Regions from separate parts of the Mus musculus genome. Here region 1 is linked to region 2. The links are chromatin loops, found by intact Hi-C in ENCODE. Cell type or tissue: left cerebral cortex. All regions are shown on one strand. Links, peaks and the distances in the headings refer to the core of each region. The heading gives the core; the rest is flanking DNA. Region 1 has its middle 4.4 kb from the start of Pcm1. Region 2 holds the start of Mtus1 (mitochondrial tumor suppressor 1).

Region 1 (4,393 bases), core at 128-4,127, 100 kb after region 2:
AATGGACACAACTTGGTTATGAATAAGTGGGCAAGTAACCCAAATGTAAACATTAATATTACATTTTGAGAACAGAAGTTAGATTTTTGGGGGGGTTGGTGATGAAGAATCCTAACCATGCAGTAATGGGAGACGCCATAGTAATATGATAGGGAACCAGAGAAGGGTATCAGAGGTTTTGAAACATTAATTATACATGTGGATCAGATCGAATTAGCAGGTATAATCACATAATTGATTCAATTATATATGTTAGCATCGTTTTCTTTTCAGGAAAAGAGATACACAAAATCATAATTAATATGCTTTTCTCTGAGCAGAGACTAACCAGTGCTTCTCAGCTAGGAGTGATTTTCTTTTCCCTGCTCTGGGGGATAGTTGGTATTCAAAGTCAGAAGAGCCTTTGGTTTCCATCACTGAGAATATAGTCGTTTTAGGTATCTTGTAAGTAGACACCAAGTAACACTGCTAAATATTCTGCAGTCACTCCTACCCCTAAAACAAAATAACAACACACACACGTTGCAGGATACTTGATTACATTATGAACCCTGAGGTTGTATTATTTATTGGAAAAAAAAGTTCTAGTTGTGGGGCTCAGCCCTTAGCACATACCTTTAATCTCTCTGGCTGAAATATAGACATGCCCCTAGTATACAAACAGTGAAGGTAAAGTTAGTCTGTACAGGGAACATGATGTCTAATTGAGCGGCAGAGAAGGTGATGAATCTAAAAAAGATTTGACAGAATAAGATATACTCAACTCTCACAAGGAGAGAGAGAGAGTGGAAAGGGAAGCTACTTGAGGGGCTGTGCAGAGAGCAATAAAGGAAGGAGACAGTTTTACCAGGAGGGTTTTAGAGAGACAGGTTACAGAGAAAGAACACGTTAGTCACAGGTGAAAACAGAACGAGCCAGAGAATCAGAAGGAGTCAGAAGATTAGGACAGACTGCCAGAGTTCGTTTGAGGCCAAGCAGAGCAATTCAGAAGAAGCCAGTTTGAATCCATTGGTGTGGAGAGGAATTTTGACCAGGAACAGCTGAGTTGACCAGCCAGCCAGAATTCTGGAAGAGGTAGAGAGGGCGAGTTTACTCAGCAGTCAGTCTCAGAGGCTGAAAACAATTCTAGGCCTAGGTTAGATTGAAAGGAGGCTAGAAGCTTCCAGGACTAGGCCTAGGTTAGCAGACTGAGGCAGTGAAACTCAGAGATGACAACAACCAACAGGAGAACAAAAAATAATTTCACTCAGACACACAGACACACACACAGACACACACACATACACACACACACACACACTCACACTCACCAGTCAGGCCAGCAAGATAGCTCAGTGTGTAAATGCCTGTTTCCCAGCCTGAAAACCAGAATTCTTTCTGTAGAAGCCACATGGTGGGAGGAGAAAACAAACACCCAGAAGTTGCTCTCTGATCTGCATGCATACACAAAGTTACAAACAAATAAATAAAAGAACAAATATCAAGAATCATTAAGCTCTCTATGTCAATGGTGCCATAAATAAGAAACTTGGAGCTAGATTAAATCAGAGATGTAACATTGCATGAAAGGAACAATAGCATAAGAAGTAGTTCAGAGGTCTTCAGTAAGCATCTTACTTGGCATGACCAATATCTTCTTTCATCAAGTTATCCACTAAGCTAATTTAAAATGAGTTATCTATAGCTTCAAAGTATATTTCAAAATTACTTTTACATTCTACTGAGCCTTTGCATGCACATATATCAACATGGATATATCTCAGAAAGATAATGGCTAATGAACAAAGCAAGTCAGAAAAGAATACATTCACTGTGATACCAATTTTTATCAAATTTGAAAATAAAGAATAAAATAATATTTGTTCACGAACATGCAAAATTATATATGAACAGTGAAAATGATAATAGCCAATTCAGGATAGTATTTATGATTGAAAAGAGAAGTGAGGGCTGGAGAGATGGCTCAGTGGTTAAGAGCACTGTCTGTTCTTCCAAAGGTCCTGAGTTCAGTCATCTGTAAAGGGATCTGATGCCCTCTTCTGGTGTGTCTGGAAAACAGCTATAGTGTGCTCATATAAATAAAGTGTTAAAAAAAAAAGAAAAAGAAAAGAGAAGTGATTTTGTAGTAAAGAATGGGGAGTTCATAAACACAGCAAATCAATGATTTGGGTTATTTAATGAATCCTTAAGGGATTTTATTATTTTAGCTTACCACATATATTTTATATATTTTTTTTGTGCTGTACCAAAAAAAAAAAATCAAGTAATATGACAATAAGCTTCCATTGTAATGGGCTATTGGATTCTGAAGCTATTTCCCTTACATTCTATCACCATCTGCAGGTTAATCTTGCTATTGCAGAAAATTGTTGTTTCTTTTCAGACAAAACCAAAAATAAATTAAGGAGCACCAAAATAAATGCAATTTACAAGGAATTGAGAATATGTACAGAAGTACAAATTTTCAGTTATAGATATAATCTGTTATTAGTAAACATGCAAAAGATATTTTAAAATACAAACAATATAAACACAAAATGTTATATTGTAAGTACCACATAACCAGTGCCCAACTACATATCAAGAAACAGAAACAAGTAGTTTTTTTTTTTTTTTAATTTAATTCTATTTTTTACTTATTCACTTTACATCTTGCTTACTGCCCCCTTCTGGTCACCACCCTCCTACAATGGGGGAAGGGAATAGGGGATACTTAGAATCAGGTGTGGGGAGGAACAGGAGAGATGGCCATATGGTCATAAGAGCGAATGGAAATCTGCAACTGGGGTGAGGAGGTGGGGGGAATTTCCAGGAAGAGACAGAGACCTGGGATAAGGAACGGCCCAAGAATCGATGGAGGTGACCTTAGCTGTGACTCACAACATTGGGGATATGAACCCTGAATAGGCTACCTCCTGTAGCCAGGCAGGAACCCCAGTGGAGTGATAGAGACTCCAACCCACCCACAAAACTTTGAACCCAGTATTTATCCTGTCTACAAGTAATGTAGGCACGGGGGAGGGAGCAGAGACTGAGGGAGTGGCCAACCAAAACTGGCCCAACTTGAGACCCATCCCATGGGCAAGCACCTATCCCTAGCAGTATTAATAATACTGTGTTATGCTTGCTGCCAGGAGCCTAACAAGTAGTATTTTACCCATCATGATGACTAACTTGTGATTAATGTTAATGGAAACCCGAGTAAACTGAATTGTATACATTTAGTTACTCCCTAACGCCAAACTAGGTACCACCTTTTCTTGCCATTACTCCCTTTTCTCCTCTGCCTGGTTTGTGCTAAACATGGTCACCAGGTTAAACTCTCAACTATTTCATGTTCAGTCTAGAAGACAATGCCCATAATCCCCTGACACACAAAGGGTAGGGACAGGACGATTGTAAGTTTGAGGCCAGCCTGACAAAGAAGAAAGAATGGGAAAGGGAAAGAAAAATAAGAGCTCCAAACGATGACACCATTTCATACACTAGCAAGCCTTTGTTGCAAGGACCATGATATAGCTGTCTCTTGTGAGACTAGGCCGGAGCCTAGCAAACACAGAAGTGGATGCTCACAGTCAGCTATTGGATGGATCACAGGGCCCCCAATGGAGGAGCTAGAGAAAGTATCCAAGGAGCTAAAGGGATCTGCAACCCTATCGGTGGAACAATATTATGAACTAACCAGTACCCCAGAGCTCTTGACTCTAGCTGCATATGTATCAAAAGATGGCCTAGTCGGCCATCGCTGGAAAGAGAGGCCCATTGGTCAGGCAAACTTTATATGCCCCAGTACAGGGGAACCCCAGGGCCAAAAAATGGGAATGGGTGGGTAAGGGAGTGGGGGGGGTGTGTGGGGGACTTTTGGGATAGCATTGGAAATGTAATTGAGGAAAATACGTAATAAAAAAAAGAAAAAATATAAAGTAAAAAAAAAAAAATAAGAAAAATAAGAGCTGGGGACTTGCACATCGTCGCATTGCACAGGCCTAGGATGTGGAATGCACTAGTTTTCTCTCCAGAACTGCCAAAAAACCCAACCAAACAACAATACTTCTCCTAAAGTCTCTTTGTGTAGCTTTAATTTAATCCTATTTTTAATGATGGTTCTTAAATTCTTTAACTGTTCTTGTAGCCCACCACCCACAAGAGGTGGTAGAAAAGAGGTAGCAAAACACCATCCAACCGACTTTCTCAAGAACCCGTAAGTTTTTCACACATTCCCTGGAGAACAAAGTCCAATCTGTTCAGATTGGTAATAAGACTTTCTATACTTTGGACCCAACCTGTTGCTCAGTCTTACCTTGTTCAGCCTCCTCTGTGCCTCACCCCACATGAATCTCTACTTCCACCAGCCTGGTTTCTGTGCTGGCCAGTGCTAATTCGGAATGTACTA
Region 2 (4,393 bases), core at 159-4,158:
AACATGCTTCTTAAAAGCTTAATTCTTGTAACTCTAGTTTCCAAAAAGTCTACAAGAAATTTATCCAGAATTTCACAATCCTAGCTAAACCCTACAAAAATTATCCTTGAATTCCTAACGGTTAATTAAAAGGTACAGACCTCTCCCAAACACAATTTGTTTCCCACATAAATCTAGTTTTTAAAAGGAACAGGTGAGGGGCTGGGGCAGCTATCAATGATAATCCAGGTGTTTGGTATATACAAAACTCTTCGCTCCATCCATTGAACAAGGGGGTGGGTCACGGGGGGGGGGGGCCGGGGCAGTGGAGAGAGGGTTCAGGTGAAGATCGATACAACATTTTAAAAGTATTTTAAACTAAATTCTATGCCTTTTTTAAAAAAACAGGGCAGGAACAGGTTTTCTTGCATAACTTTTCTTATCGATACAGTTCTTGAGAAATAAATCTGTAAACAAGAAGTTTAAACACACCCACACAACAGAGTACAGATTGCCCTAAAGGGATTGCTGGAGAGAACGGGGATGAACTATTTAAACTGATAACCTATTTGTAAAACATTCCTTACAGAGGTCATATGTTTAGCGGGGGCCCGACCCCACCTCTTTTTTGCCCTCCCACAAGTTGTCTCCGGATCCCCGGAATCCACTCCCACCCCCACCGCGCTGTGATTTGATACCTTGATTGAACTCCAATCACCTGGCAGAACATGAAAGCTCGCTTTCCTCCTGTTTTGCCTAAGACTCTGGTTTTAAGACAAACAAAATACACTGGATTTCCTCTGGTAGAACACAAGACAATTTAAAAGTAGCATTTTGCAGAGTGAGTGCCAGTATGCAAGCTATGTTTACAATTCAATGTGTCACTTTTACAAGTGAAAAGTGAACAGATCACCCTAGTTGGGGGGGGGGGCGCAAAGACTTCGCGGAAATTCGAGCTAAGTCCTCTATTGAGTAATCAATACGGCGACCCTCAACGTGGGCTTTCCCTTAGAGTTTGTAAGAACCCGCAGGCTGCAGGGAGTAAAACCCGCATGAGGACCTGGGGAACTGCACTAATTCCCTTTCTCCCATATTTTCTGCCCTGACTGCTTAGTGGGAATGGACCCCGGCAAGTCGCCCAGCCGGAAGCCTGAGGCTGCCAGGTCCAGAGCCAGAATCCAGCGCTTGGTGGGCGGCTTTCCACCGAGGATGCAAACTTGACAGTTGTCCTTTATCCACAATAAACCCACCGCCTCGGTCACTTTCAAGGTGACAGCAACTGCAGCCCGCTGTCCTGCAGGAGCCCCGCGGGTCCCACGTGAGCTCAGCCTCCCCACTCCTCCTACTTTGAAACCCACTAGGACACCCGCCCCCCTCCCCGGAAAGCCAGTCCGGTCACCGTGAGTGCGTTGCAGTCGCCGCTCCCCAGCTCCTCGTTCTCCGGAGGTCCCCACCGCGGCCGGGATGGGCGACGGAATGGGATCCACTCCGCGCTTGCCCGCAGAGCCGGGGAGCCAGCCCTGGGGGGAGCCACGGCGTTCTGCACCCTCGGCGGGTCCTGCCTTGGAGACGTCTGTACCTGGGGCTTGCAGATCGACCCCAACCCGCACCAGCACCCTGGCGGCCAGGCGGGAACCGGGAACCCGGAGCCCGGGCGTCCCAGCCTCCCCGCCCCGGGCCGCCAGGGGGAGGAGCGAAGGCGGAGGATCCTGGGCTGGGTGGCCTCGCCCCTCGCCCGCGGCGGCTCCTAGAGCCCAGACAAAGGCCAGGTTGCGGGGGGGAGAGGGGGGCAGAAGGGGCAGTGCCCCCCAAAAAAACTAACCTGAGAGACGAGCAGGGGTTCCTTGAGGCACGATGACTCCCGCGGAGCTCCACTACGGTCGCCAGCCGGGTCGGGCTCCCTGGCTAAACGTCAACATAAGCCACAAGCCCCGGGCGTACGTCCTGGATCGCGCTGCACCTGTTGCCACGTGTGTCGCAAAGCCACCGCTGCTGACTGCGCGCTTGGCTGGCTGTCCCGCGCGACCCCAAACCATTCACGTCCTGGTGGGAAAGCTAAGCTCTGCCAAGCCCAACTTTGGGGCCCCAGGACCGTCGGACAGGCTAGCTAGCCAGAGGGAGGATTGGCTCCTCCTGGGTCCCCTCGCAGCCAGAATTCCCTGTCCCGCGAAGGGCTTTGGAGTTGGGAGGTGGGGAAGTTGCAGGCTTATCAGCGTAAGGGTTTATAAGGAAGCAGCACTGATTGTTCTCGGAGAGTCCCACCTGCGCCCTATATTGTCTTCAGACTTCCGAGCAGATTACTAGCGAGCACCTATTAAAGATTAAAGAAACCAGCACTCCGACTGTTAGAAGTTCAGATGGGGGTGGGGTTGGGGTAGTGGGAGAAGCTAGGAAGAGAAGCTAGGTCTGGCCACTTGAAAGCCAAAGTCCTTGTTCTTGAATCAAACTGAGGAAATTTCAGCCTCCACTAAGCATATTTTAATATAAGGTTTTTTCCCTAAAGATTGATAGCCTGCTTGTAACAGATAAAAACATTCCTGAACATGTCAGACAACCCAGAACTCTAAGTTTAATGTATGCATGTGTGTATACATATATAAAACTACGTGGCCTGGGATTGCTGAAAAAGCATTTTCAGTACATTTCTTGGAGCGCAGAGGCGGGGGACGGGGGTGGGGGTGAGGGAGCAGAAGCAGCATTTCAGAGGTTGCCTATACCACGAATGCTGGATGATCTAATAGCTTTGCTGTTTATAGCTTTAAGTGCTTTCACGTGAACAATGATCCATTCTTCGCTCACAAGTAGACCCTGCTGTAAATAGGTTAGATTATTATCTCTATTATTTGAGTGAGGCAACCGAAGCTCAGAAAAGCCAAGTGACTTGCACATGGTCACACTGTGAGGGCAGCCAAGGCAGGCACAAACCCAGCCGAGCAGGCCCGACTCCCCCTTTTTTTCCCTCCATATTCCAGTAGATAACACCTCTTGCTTATCTTTGAAATCCCTGTCGTAATATCAACTCTGTCTGACGTTAGGAAAAAAATCATGTGACTAGTTTTAAAGTGGCACAGCATTAAAAACCATCGGACAATTCTCCCTTGAGCAAAAGGCACCCAACAAAACAAAACCAAAAAAAAAAAAAAGCCCCGGATGTTTTTTTCTGGCAAGTCATGAGATAATTATGCTAATTAGCAACATGCTTCCTCCCTAAGGAAAATCCTCCTTGTGTTAAACATATTATTTAAGCCTTTATAAGCCACGTGCCCCCGATGATTTGGCCCAATATAATCCACACACATCCAGATTCCCACCACCACTGCATTCCATTGTGCGACTTAGTTCTATGTATGAATATGGAATCAGTTTTACTTTTTATTTCTGTAAGATAAATTGAAAGAAGAAAACAAAATTTAAAAAAACAACCACTCACTGAAGTAATTGGAGATACGTCACAGTTTAGAGGCAGTCACGGTGCAGATGTGACTGTCACTTTTTTGAAGGTGTGGAAATCAGAACCTTAGCTTCTCATTGCATTCCCATAATCAGAAGTGATCTGGGGGCATCATCAGAGACTCTGTCCAGCCAAATGGTCATGAACTAAGGCCTATTGGCTTCTCTATCCCTCTTGGTTCTGGGCATATAGCCATGTTCCTGACCTCTGAACTTGAATGCTGACCTGCTCCAGAGTCCAGAATTAAGGATAAGAAGACAACTCTGCATAACTTCGTGGTGTTCTGTTCTAAAGAAAAGTTAGCATGTTTTATCCTCTGGGAGGAAAAATGAAAATTGAAGACTCTATTTAAAAATCCCTGTTTCACTTGGCAGAGTGTCAAAGATGAGAACATGCGATAGCCACCGGGCGTTGGTATAATGAGAAGAGAGGCAGTCAGAGTGCAGATGTAAACGTAACCTAGAGCGACTTCCATAGAGGGAAATTCAAAATCCTAACTGATTAAATAAAGATGCACAGGTTATTTTCACTAGAAACCCCTCAATGAGAGCTTATCTTATATTACCCTGCGGAACTTCCATGAGTATAAAGCCTTGTTTATGTCAGCCTTGTGTCTAGTAACAACATATTGAGAAACAACATACTGATTGATGAAGAACTCATTATAAGGAGTTTGTTTAAAAAAGAGTTATGGCATAATCATAAAACAAATCCTATGAGGACTTGAAAAAGAATGACACAGATCTTTTATTATTATAAAATAATCTAAGATACATCGTGTGCATATTTTTAAGTGCAAAACAATTATCTACTAGCATGTTGCCATTTCTATTAGGCAGAGAAAATCCATATACTTATATTGTATAGTATTTTATTCCTATAAACAAAATAATATGTAAAAATACACTTCCCAAATAAACTCCCCAAATAAACTTCAAGAAATTGATGTAGCTGGTTGTGTTT

Evidence for each region. A loop is a pair of places that touch in the nucleus more often than their neighbours do. Peaks named below come from ENCODE experiments on the same cell type or tissue, not always from the same donor. Only the 100,000 strongest peaks of a DNase experiment are listed, where the experiment ranks them.
Region 1: a loop joins it to region 2, with 3 times the contacts of the local background. A loop is called at or near these places in 1 of 42 quality-filtered maps.

The regions. Positions count from the first base shown.
Region 1 is chr8:41,233,116-41,237,508 of GRCm38, forward strand. No RefSeq gene overlaps it. Among named protein-coding and RNA genes, the nearest start is that of Pcm1, 4.4 kb to the right of the region's middle. In left cerebral cortex, for the core only: a CTCF peak has its summit at 2,339; no DNase peak of the experiment used is centred there.
Region 2 is chr8:41,132,103-41,136,495 of GRCm38, forward strand. Mtus1 (mitochondrial tumor suppressor 1) reads right to left here and starts at 1,624. Exons shown (of 14, transcript NM_001005863.2): 1 at 1,379-1,624. In left cerebral cortex, for the core only: CTCF peaks have their summits at 1,660 (motif pointing right) and 1,861; DNase peaks (open chromatin) are centred at 1,175 and 1,558; H3K4me3 peaks cover 1,840 bases; H3K27ac peaks cover 699 bases.